2 separate regions of the Homo sapiens genome follow, and region 1 is linked to region 2. Evidence: chromatin loops called from intact Hi-C (ENCODE). Cell type or tissue: HepG2. All regions are shown on one strand. Each heading gives the region's core, and the rest is flanking DNA. Links, peaks and the distances in the headings are about the cores only. Region 1 overlaps ARL15 (ARF like GTPase 15). Region 2 overlaps ARL15 (ARF like GTPase 15).

The links. Hi-C counts contacts between places; a loop is a spot of excess contacts. Peaks named below come from ENCODE experiments on the same cell type or tissue, not always from the same donor. Only the 100,000 strongest peaks of a DNase experiment are listed, where the experiment ranks them.
Region 1: it touches region 2 in a loop (18-fold over the local background); 1 of 110 quality-filtered maps calls a loop at or near these places.

Annotation. Positions count from the first base shown.
Region 1 is chr5:53,940,200-53,945,583 of GRCh38, forward strand. All of the region lies in intron 4 of ARL15 (ARF like GTPase 15), which reads right to left. Among named protein-coding and RNA genes, the nearest start is that of MIR581, 8.7 kb to the right of the region's middle. In HepG2, for the core only: no CTCF peak of the experiment used is centred there; a DNase peak (open chromatin) is centred at 4,992.
Region 2 is chr5:54,006,260-54,011,643 of GRCh38, forward strand. All of the region lies in intron 4 of ARL15 (ARF like GTPase 15), which reads right to left. Among named protein-coding and RNA genes, the nearest start is that of MIR581, 57 kb to the left of the region's middle. In HepG2, for the core only: no CTCF peak of the experiment used is centred there; DNase peaks (open chromatin) are centred at 2,342 and 3,302; H3K4me3 peaks cover 225 bases.

The DNA of each region.
Region 1 (5,384 bases), core at 259-5,258, 66 kb before region 2:
CCTGACCCCGTCATCCGCCCACCTTGGCCTCCCAAAGTGCTGGGATTACAGGCGTGAACCACCGCGCCCGGCAGTCCTGAAGTTTTAAAACTAGACCAACCAGTGCTATGATACTGCTTAATTCCCATAGGCATGTAGCAAATTTGTATTTTCTTCATTTGCTGAAAGAAAAAAGAAAAACACCATAACCTTTTGTCTCTACCTTTGAGCAATTTAATAAAATTAAACTTTGAAAGAGATTAAGAGTAGTAATCAAAGTTCCAAATATAGCTAAGAAAAAGCTAACTACTCTGGTGGAAGTTACGTATATTTGAAGCATTTTTCCTCAATATAACATGGAATTAATAGGAATTCACTCATTATGCATGTTCTAGTATAACCTTAAATGCCCACAGGTTATTCCTAATTTTCTGGAGAAATAAAAGTCACATGGCATTTTTCTATGCTTAAACAGAGAACAATTATGGATTTTTTAAGAAGGGAGAGAAGGAAACATGCATACTTCACTTATGCCCATAACTTCTAGAGCTTTTATGTTTCATATGAAAAACAGAAAATACATTTCTAATGTGTCATCAATTCTTTTGAACTTCTAATAATTTGAATGTACATTTTATAGCAAATAGCTTAATGATCACATCATGCAGCTGACTTAATTCTCAAAATGTCTTTGTAGTTTTATTATTCTGTAAAAGCAAACTGTTTCACCAAAAATTGTACTAGGTCAAGCTTTTACAAGAAAAATATTTATTATATTGTCCATTAAAGCTTACCAATTAATTACCAAGTTTAGTCAATGGGGTTCCTTTGAACTGCCTGTGAGATGAGTATTTTATTACTTATTATTATAATAATGAGTAGATTTGAAAGATTTTTACCTTACAAAATATCAATGGTTTATTTCACAATGTTATTTGTTAAACCAAAGCATTAGTCATTCTCTTCTTCTACTTTTCTCCTTCTTCCCCTTTCCCTTTACTTCTGTATAAGCTTTTTTAATATTTAAGATATGAAGAAATCCAACATTATACATCATTAAACCATGGCCAAATTCACAATAAAATGTGCCTGCAATCCTTTAAAAAAAGGATTATGTATACAGAACTACGTGGAAAACTTGCTGTTCTCAGAAAAGAACAGAATGAAACAGATAATAAATAAATTTCTATATCCAAGGTAGATCTTTCTTTTTACAGGAGGTCGGGTAAGTTCATACAGAAAAACTCTACAGAATGGGCCTGTCGTTAAAAATAAACGAAGCAAGGATTATTGGGTTTAGATCATTTTCTTAAGAATCAAAAAAGTTTTTCTAGGGCTTTGGCTAAGTACATGAAGATAAATGATGCCCAATTCTGGTTTTGCCAAATAACACAAGTCTTTTCAGAAACTACAAATTCCAGTGGCTCTGGCAGAATGAATATCAACCTAGGTCAGTTCTCCATAACCAGAACCCACAAATTTGCCAGTCCACTTCACATCTCAACTATTAGATAATAGCAGGCAAGATGCATGTTCCTGGTGGGCACAGTTGTTTATGTGGTGATTCTTCTTTGAGTTGTTGGTGTTTTCTCGCTTTCTTCCCTCCCTTCCTCCCTTTCCTCCCCTCCCCTCCACCTAATAGAGGGCCCACCTCTCTACAGGGTGCTCACCTCTAACTGTCTCCAGCAGTAGAAAAGGAAGTCAGAAAGCTAAGCAAGGCCTGGGTCAGGAGAGCTATTTATTTTCATGATGAGAAACCACCGCAGGGCTCTGGGAAGGGAAGTGGCACAGTCTGATTTATCTATTTAAAAAATCCATGTAAAGAGTATGGGGCGGGCAGGGGCAAGAATGGAAGCAGAGATGCCAGGTAGGAAGCAATTACAAGAATCCAGAGAGGAATGGTTGCAGGTTGCTTGGACTAGGGTGGTAATACTGTAGGTTCAGGATATATTTTGAAGATAAAGGCAACTGGTCTTGCTCATGTGGGCACTGAGAGAAACTGGGGCCAGGGAACTAGGTAAATTGTGGGGTGGGTGGGGAAGAGAGGGAAGGATGCTACTTTGACTGAGATGGAAAACAATGGGGGAGAAGTTGGGTTTGAGTTGTGTGGGGGCTTCAGGAATCTTTTGACCTTAAATGTAAGATGGCATCAGACATACCAGTGGCACTAGAAGCTGTGGAAGCACAGGAATAATCTAGAAATCGGTTGAGAGCTTTGGCTAGAGATTTAAATGTAGGACTCATCAGTTTATAGGCATCATTGGTGTATTTAAAACCATGGACCAAGGACCAGGCGCGGTGGCTCATGCCTGTAATCCCAGCATTTTGGGAGGCCGAGGCAGGTGGATCATGAGGTCAAGAGATCGAGACCATCCCGGCCAACATGGTGAAACCCCGTCTCTACTAAAAATACAAAAATTAGCTGGGCATGGTGGCATGCGCCTGTAATCCCAGCTACTCAGGAGGCTGAGTCAGGAGAATCGCTTGAACCCAGGAGGTGGAGGTTGCAGTGAGCCGAGATCGCGCCACTGCACTCCAGCCTGGGTGACAGAGCGAGACTCCATCTCAAACAAAACAAAACAAAACAAAACAACCATGGGAAAGGTGAGATGACCTAGGATATGAGTGTAGGTGGAGAAGAGATTAAAAACAAAATGAGGCCCGCATTCCACTATTTAGAAGTCAGGACATGTGAGGGTGTGATAAGCAGCCACCAGTGATGAAAGTGCTTCAGGAAGGAGGGATGGATCCGCTGTGGATTGCGTAGTAGTTGAGTCATGAGAGAACTGATTGGCATGACTTCAAGAGGGAAAATGGGAGGGGAGGAAATGGAGGCAACAAAGAGACAATAAATGTTCTCTCTAGGAGCTTCACGATAAGTGTGTGCTTGCAGAGCCAAGAAAGAAACTTGCTGGAGGAGGGCTGGTCAGTGGGGAGTGGGCGGGGGTGTTGGGGAAGATAAGAAGGGATTTTTAAAAGATTTTAACGGGCTATGTATATAATTTTAACACTCTGTATCCTGATTGTAATAATTCACTAGAGAGAAGAACAAAGTGATGATGCCAGAAAGAAAATGTAACTTCAGTAGGTGAAAGGAAAAAGGATATGGTAAGAAAGTGTGTGTAAAAGGTTAGTAGATTTTTTGTTTTGATGATTTTTATTTTCTCAGGGAAACAGGGAGTGAGGTCATCCACTGAGAAGGTGGAAGGGATACTGAAGGTTTGAGAGAGGAGGAGAAACTATGAATGAGTCCTTCCCAGAGAAGTGACCAGCTAAGATTACTAGAAAATTTGGGGCCCCTTGAGCCTTATGGTCATCAATTTAATAAGCCAGTCAGGAGTAGTATTGCTGGTTTTTCCTTCTGTCATGTTCAGTTTTTCTGATGCAGGTATGGAGTAAGTGAGTTGAAAAGACAGGAATTGTCAAAGACAGTGCTTAAAGATGAGGTTTCACAGGTGGTACAGCTACTTATAATGGCCAAGTCTGGTTGAGAATGGCCTGAGTGGGTGGCTGAGATAGAGTGAAAGAAAGATTGTTGGAAGGAAAGTGCTCAAGGAACTAAGAGAACCAAAGCTGGATAAATTTTCTACCTGAGAGCTGGAGTTTCCAAGAATGACAGACAGCCATGGGAAGAAGAGGTGTCAAACCAGCGCTCAAAAGCTTCTATGAATGATGGTCAGAATCAACAGGAAGCTGTACAAAATGTGTCCAGAACAGTAGTAGGTAGAATAGTGCAATGGCTTAAAATTAAAAGGAAATGGAATTTTTAATTGCAAGATAAATGGTCTGGAAGTGGCAGTAAGGAACAAGAAAGACACTCATCTCAACTCTGGACCCCATGTTACATGGGCATGGGAGATAAAAATCACAGCAAGTGAAGGATAGAAAATGAATTAAGATCCTTCTAGGGATCTTACAGGGCCTTAGAACTACATGGTAAACACCACCATGTCTGGCACAGAGCCAAAAACACAACAGGGTTTGAACAAATACTTGGGTTTTAACTAAAAGGAGTTTAAAAGTATCATCAATTCTGTAGACAAACAGCCTAGATATGGGGCTTTAGAAAAAGTCCACAAGGGAGTGGTTAAACAGCTTGAGCAAGAGACTTGGAATATATGAGAAAAGGGATGAAATAAAGAAATGACCTGGCCGGGCACAGTTGTTCGCACCTGTAATCCCAGCACTTTGGGAGGCCGAGGCAGGAGGATCGTTTGAGCCCAGGAGTTTGAGACCATCCTGGGCAACACGGTGAAACTTCATCTCTACAAAAAATACAAAAAATTTGCTGAGTGTGGTGGCATGCGGGAGGCTGAGGTGGGAGGATCACCTGAGTCTGGGAGGTTGAGGCTGCAGAAAGCTGTGATCATGCCACTGCACTCCAGCCTGGGTGGCAGAGTGAGACCCTGCCTCAAAAAACAAACAAACAAACAAAAAACAAACAACAAACCTGATCACCTACTGAGTAGCTCCCGACTGCACTCTCAGCTATTTTCTATCCTACTACCTTATCCTTTTCCTTGATTTCTTTGCTAATTATTTGTCTGCTTTTCTAGAATTGCTAATTTTCTGATTCACTACAAATGTATCAGCTTAATTACTATTTCTTTTGCTCGTCACTATATACCTAAGGCCTAGCAAAGTGTCTGGCACATATAATGTCCTCAAAGAATACCAAATAAACAAAATAGAGAAAAGCATGGTTAGAAGTAGCCCAATTAAGTTACACTATGCAGAGACAGGCCAATATAGGTTCAATACTTCTAAGGATCCCATCTTTGGGATGGAATTGACATTTAGAAAGAAGGCAGTGAAAAACAAATACTGATTCCTGGGCAACAGATCAGGGAGGCTGCATTCTTGTAGGCAGAGGGCTAAACAGCACTTGACTAAGGAGTAAGCTTGGAGTGGCTGAGAGAGATGTGAGTCAGCTTCCTCGTCTCTACTCAACCATCTTCAAAGTCCTGCCTCATGTGACCTTATTCCTACGATGATCCATTCTGTCCACAGTGGCCTTTCATGTTCTGTACTTCCTGATCTAACAGACAATCGCTATTTCCACTGTACTCCTAGCTTCTACATCACTATTACGTTGCAACTGTGAACACGGACATGTTTGTCGTTTACTGGGTATGTTTACTGAGTAGTTTAGACGTACATTGACATCAGACAGTTTATCTTTTAGATTATAAACTTGTAGAAGCAGGGGTTTGTAGTCTCCATAATGTAATCTTTGGTTCGTTAACTCAGTTTGTTTAGGTCAAGGGTGAAGGTTTAACCTCCAAACGAGTTATTTAGTTTTGCTTTGCTCCACTTTCTCAAACTACCTCCAACTCAGGCATTCTCAGCACACTGAGAAGTGTTAAACCAAGACAGAATAAGAGAAAAAATTCACATTTGAATGA
Region 2 (5,384 bases), core at 205-5,204:
AAATCATTTCTTAGTTCTGCTTTCCAGAGTGTCTGAAAAGCCACACCAGAAAAATTAAATACAAGTATTTCAAACAGTTTGACCATAAGTAACTGTAAGAAATATTTTGATATTGAGACCGAGTACACATGGATATATGTGTGTAAATACATATGCACAACAAAAAAGATTTTTTTTTTTTACAAAACAGTGTGTTCTCTTATAACAATTGATTTTTTTTTTTAACATGAAATCCACAAAAGTCTGTATATGACTCCCTAATCATGCTGCAACCAACAGTTTGAAAAACAGGGATGGAGAACATACTGTTCCAATTTTAATTAATATTTTGCACAGAATGGAATTAAAAAAGTCTTGTTCAGACAAAATAAATAACATTTATTGATTTCCTTTCATTTATTTGTTCTAAATGTACTTAAAATGAGGCTGTCATTGTTATCCATGAGGTGGGGAATGGATAGGTTCCCTTTTCACTACATGCACCCTTCTATACCTTTTGAATTTTGTACCAGCTTGAGTGCATTGTCCATGTGAAGGTTAGGTAAAACAGGCGGGGTGCGGTGGCTCACGTCTGCAATGTCAGCACTTTGGGAGGCCGAGGTGGGTGGATCACCTGAGGTCGGGAGTTCGAGACCAGCCTGACCAACATGGAGAAACCCTGTCTCTACTAAAAAAATACAAAATTAGCCGGGGTGGTGGTGCATGCCTGTAATCCCAGCTACTCGGGAGGCTGAGGCAGGAGAATTGCTTGAACCCAGGAGACGGAGGTTGCAAAACTCCGTTTCAAAAAAATAAAGTTAGGTGAAACAAAATTTTTACTCTTCTGAAAGTCAAATTTTTAATTGGGGCTGGTTCTGCCTTGCTTGATTTCATTTTGTTCTTAGTGTTTTAAGACTGATTTCTGGAAAACAGTTTTTGAAAGAAGAGTAGCAAAACTTCAGGTCTGTGGCTTTCTAAAGCATAATTCTCCATTTTCTAAAAGTATTGATCCGCCTTGGGCTCTTTGTCAGTTTTATGCACTTTTGTAATACTCTTTGCGTTTTCAAGATGGATAGCCAATGGTGTTTTGATAAACTTGGTCAATTTCTTTACTACCCTAAAATGCAAGTAACTGGCCTTCTAGCTTTAAATATATTCATCTTATTCAAATAGTATTTCAACAGATTTTCTCCCTATAGCATCTTCAGTTTTTGTCCCCTCTAAAATGGCATATGATCCTGGCCTTAAATAAAATATTTTTATCTTTAAATTTTAAAAGAAAGAGTGGCCAGGCGCGGTGGCTCATGCCTGTAATCCTAGCACTTCAGGAGGCCCAGGTGGGTGGACTACATGAGCTCAGGAGTTCGAGACCAGCCTGGGCAAGGTGGTAAAACCCCGTCTCTACTAAAATAAAAAAACTTGGCCAGTTTTGCAATGAAAAGAGAAACCTGAAGGTAGCATAGGAGCACAATATTGACATGTTAACAAACTGATCATTGCTGCCTCTTTCCTTATAGACCTTCTTTTTGAGAAATGCACACTTGAGCCAAAAGAAGATACATAAGCCTGAGTCCTCTATCACTTACATTCTTTCAAATCAAAAGCAGCTCCCAATGTTGGGGGTCTTGTCTGCCTTCACCATTTGAAAGAGGAAGTGTAGATTATATGAAAACATCATCAGTCTCAGGAAAGAGAGGGTTAAATTCTGCATGAGACTCAGACCTTCAATACATCTCAGTGAGTCATGCAAAAATGCACAGACCGGCTCCTGCTTTAGTTCTGCTGTCTCTAAAAGCAGCTATATTTGATTGTCCTGAAGCTGATGTAGCATTATGTGTCAGAGGAGCTAAATAACTTCTATAACTCAGAAACAGACTTTTTGTTTTTAATGTAGAGAAACTTGTTTAAATGCCAAGAGTCCTCTGGGCATATATATGAAATTTTAAAACACTACATGTAAGAGTGAGGAGAGATGAGTAACCACCTAAGACAGAAATAGTGAGAAAAGGTATCTAGGGAAAAGAAGGTGTGTCTTAATAAATATCAGGCAGACTGTGAAATGTGTACATGAACTGCATTTTAGACTCTATCTCTTTAAGTGTTAATGCATTGCGACTACTAAATGCATTATTAAAATGGTGCCGATTGCTCAAACCTTTGTACCCAAAGCACTGGATTATGTTATCCAAAATTTTAAAAATACAAACAAACACTTTTCATAACAAAAGTTCTCTCAGACTTTTGACCTCTCTCTTTCTGGCATTACACGAAGCTAGAACTTGCAGGGGTTGGAGAATGTGGCCTCTGATCACTAACCAGGGTTTTCTCTTTACACTGGCTTGTTTACTTATTTCTTCACCAAAGCCAGGGAACGTCCCTTTAGCTACTGCAGCATTTCTAACAGATGCGACAAATCACAGGGGTGTATTTTGACTGCTACTCTGTCATGTGAACAAGAGAAACACTGAAATCTTTTCCCAGTCCCTGTGCTTCATCCTTGTTTTCCCAAAATGTTTGTAAACTGCTCCAGAGAATTCTTCTTTTAATATTTGAGTCTTCTTTCCTCTGGTAGATTAAAATGTTAATACTTACGTTAATAAGATAAAATGTCATTAACTGGAAATCATTTTGCATCTCTGTTATCTATTCTGGCATTGTCATTTCAGTATTGTGGCTGATTGGAGGTCCAAGAAACTATTTTAATGTAAGATTACAGAACTAGACACTAGAAATTATTTCTATGTTCATTATTTTAAGGTTTTGAAAATGAGCTGATCATTTTCATTAGAATATCCTGGCAGTAGTATTCATGTTTCATTATAAATAAAATGTCCATTAGAATTTGTGAAATATAAAACAAAAGGTGCTTCATATTATATATGTAAATGCAAAGGTGCCTTAATTCCCACTGATCTTTGACAGCCTAAATGAAAGATCTCCCTGCATTTCTGTGTATTTGCCATCATTGTTAAATTGCCACAAAGTTGCTTTCGACTTTTTAATCATTTGGGAGAAGGCAGCAGTACTGGCAGGAACTTCAAGTAACTTAGCAAAGTGTGTTGCCCTCCTTTTCCTCCACCCAACAACCTAAAATTACCAGCTTTCCATAAAAATTGTAAACTTTCTAACATTCATTTCATTCACTCAAATATAGATTTGTAAGGTTTTTTTAAAGCATATTATTCCAGCATCACTGATTTGTTTAGTTATGAAACACCCCACATTCCATAGAAAGTAATACTTAGGCTTTGTATTACATTTGCTAGGTAGGTAACTGTTTCAGGTCAAAAAACATTGCCCTGAACTCTCTGGCTGCTGCAGACATTCCTGCTTACAACACTATGGACTGCGAATATTGTGCACAAACTCTTTTGTCTTCAGCCCAAGAGATGGAATTCAGCAAACATGCAGTTGACTTTTTCTATAAGAACAATAATTGCTGCACTACTAAATCTTGCAACTTCTATATTAAGACAAACTTGATGAAAAATGGGTCAAAATTTGAGGCTCAATATCAGCCTCATTTGGCAACAGAGCCAATCCTCAGTAATCTGTGGAAATGGCAGGCAGGGAGAGTAGGGAACATCTCCAAAACCCATTTTAGCAATATTCCAACAGTTCCAGTTATCAGAGCTCTTAACAAAGAGCAGAATTTAAGGTTCTTCCTCAATTCTCAGGCCACCCTGGAGGTGAGGTGAGAGAAAGGGAGGAAAGGGCAGGCTCCTGACTCTCTTTACTGAGGAAAAAAACAAAAACAAAAAGACAGAAAGGAGGAGATTAAGACCAACACATAAGGCCACAAAGAAAGGGAGAATGATGACTGTTTTGAAGCGATTTGCATTCTTTTAGCAGACCTGAGTAAAAGGAAAGCCCTCCCGAAAAACACAAAAACACTGCCCCACTCACTTCATTTCTTCCTGAAGGGCAGGCTCAACAGGACTAAAAATCTGCTCCTTGAACAGGAGATTTGCTAAACAATCCATGCATAGTAGTAACATTCACCTTACATTTAATAATTACTTTATAAGTGTCAAAGCAATGACAATGAAGTAAAACAAGTAGATTGATTTTTCAATAAATGAGCTACAAATTTAAGACTTCCAAAACACTGGTCTAAAAAAATTGTCAAGATAGGCAATATTCCAATTGATACTGTCACTGCTAAACATTAGTATTTCCACTGGAATTATCTAGAGAGTTAGTTAACAAGACATTCAAGACAAACAGTCTCAATGCCTAGTAGATATCACCTCATCTTTGACCATATCTGGAAGGGAACCAACATGATTCAAAATATTCACCAGACTTGGCTCTGAATAACCGCCAGCTAAATAAAAAATAATAATAACCTGCAATACAAAGCCCAAGACTGTCCAACACCAAGGACATCTAAAGATGACAATGGTTTCTGAAGAAATTATCGCATTATTTTATTGATCCCAACAATGACTCCATCAAATCAGTAAAATAAAAAAAATTTTAAAAAAATCAGGCCGGGGGCGGTGGCTCACGCTTGTAATCCCAGCACTTTGGGAGGCTGAGGCGCGCGGATCACGAGGTCAGGAGATGGAGAACACGGTGAAACCCCGTCTCTACTGAAAATACAAAAAATTAGCGGGGCTTGGTGGTGGGCGCCTGTAGTCCCAGCTACTCGGAGAGGATGAGGCCGGAGAATGGCGTGAACCCGGGAGGCGGAGCTTGCAGTGAGCTGAGATCGCGCCACTGCACTCCAGCCCGGGCGACAGAGCAAGGCTCCGTCTCAAAAAAAAAAAAAAAAAATCAGCTCTCACAAAGACTGTGGAAGAAGTCCTTAGTGAAGTGATAAAAGGCCAAATTATAAGACAGATGCCTAGCCTGTGCCGGGAGTGGAAAAAGCCCTCCGTGAGCAGATTTCACGATTCAAGGTTAAGTCTCTAGAGTGAAAATAAGTGTAGTTTCACAGAAGTTGGCATATAAGGAATTCAACCTTTAGAAATATATACTGTGAATATCCAGAGTTCTATACATTATGGCTTTGTAGATTATAAAACTGTAAAATTTAAGTGTTTCACCAAACTTCCACCATTATTACCTCAAAAAGTTGTATTACACAGAACTTCAACTTTCTATATGACCCGTTTCAGTAATGTGTGCATTTCTTAAAATGAGCACATTTCTCCTGTAATCAGAAGAGGTTGGTTTTTTGTTGTTGTTGTTGTTTTGTTTTTTGTTTGTTTTTAAATAAATAACAGAAAAAGGTGTCAGTATTTGGAAATACTATTCTTCATGGGTAGAAACTTGATAGTGATTATATAGGTGGTTAGGGTGAAAAATAGCATGAGTTCCATTTTTAACTTCTTTCCCAGAACATTTAACCTAAAACAACCTAAGACACCGAAGTTAAAAGGCTTGCTAAGTCAGAAAAT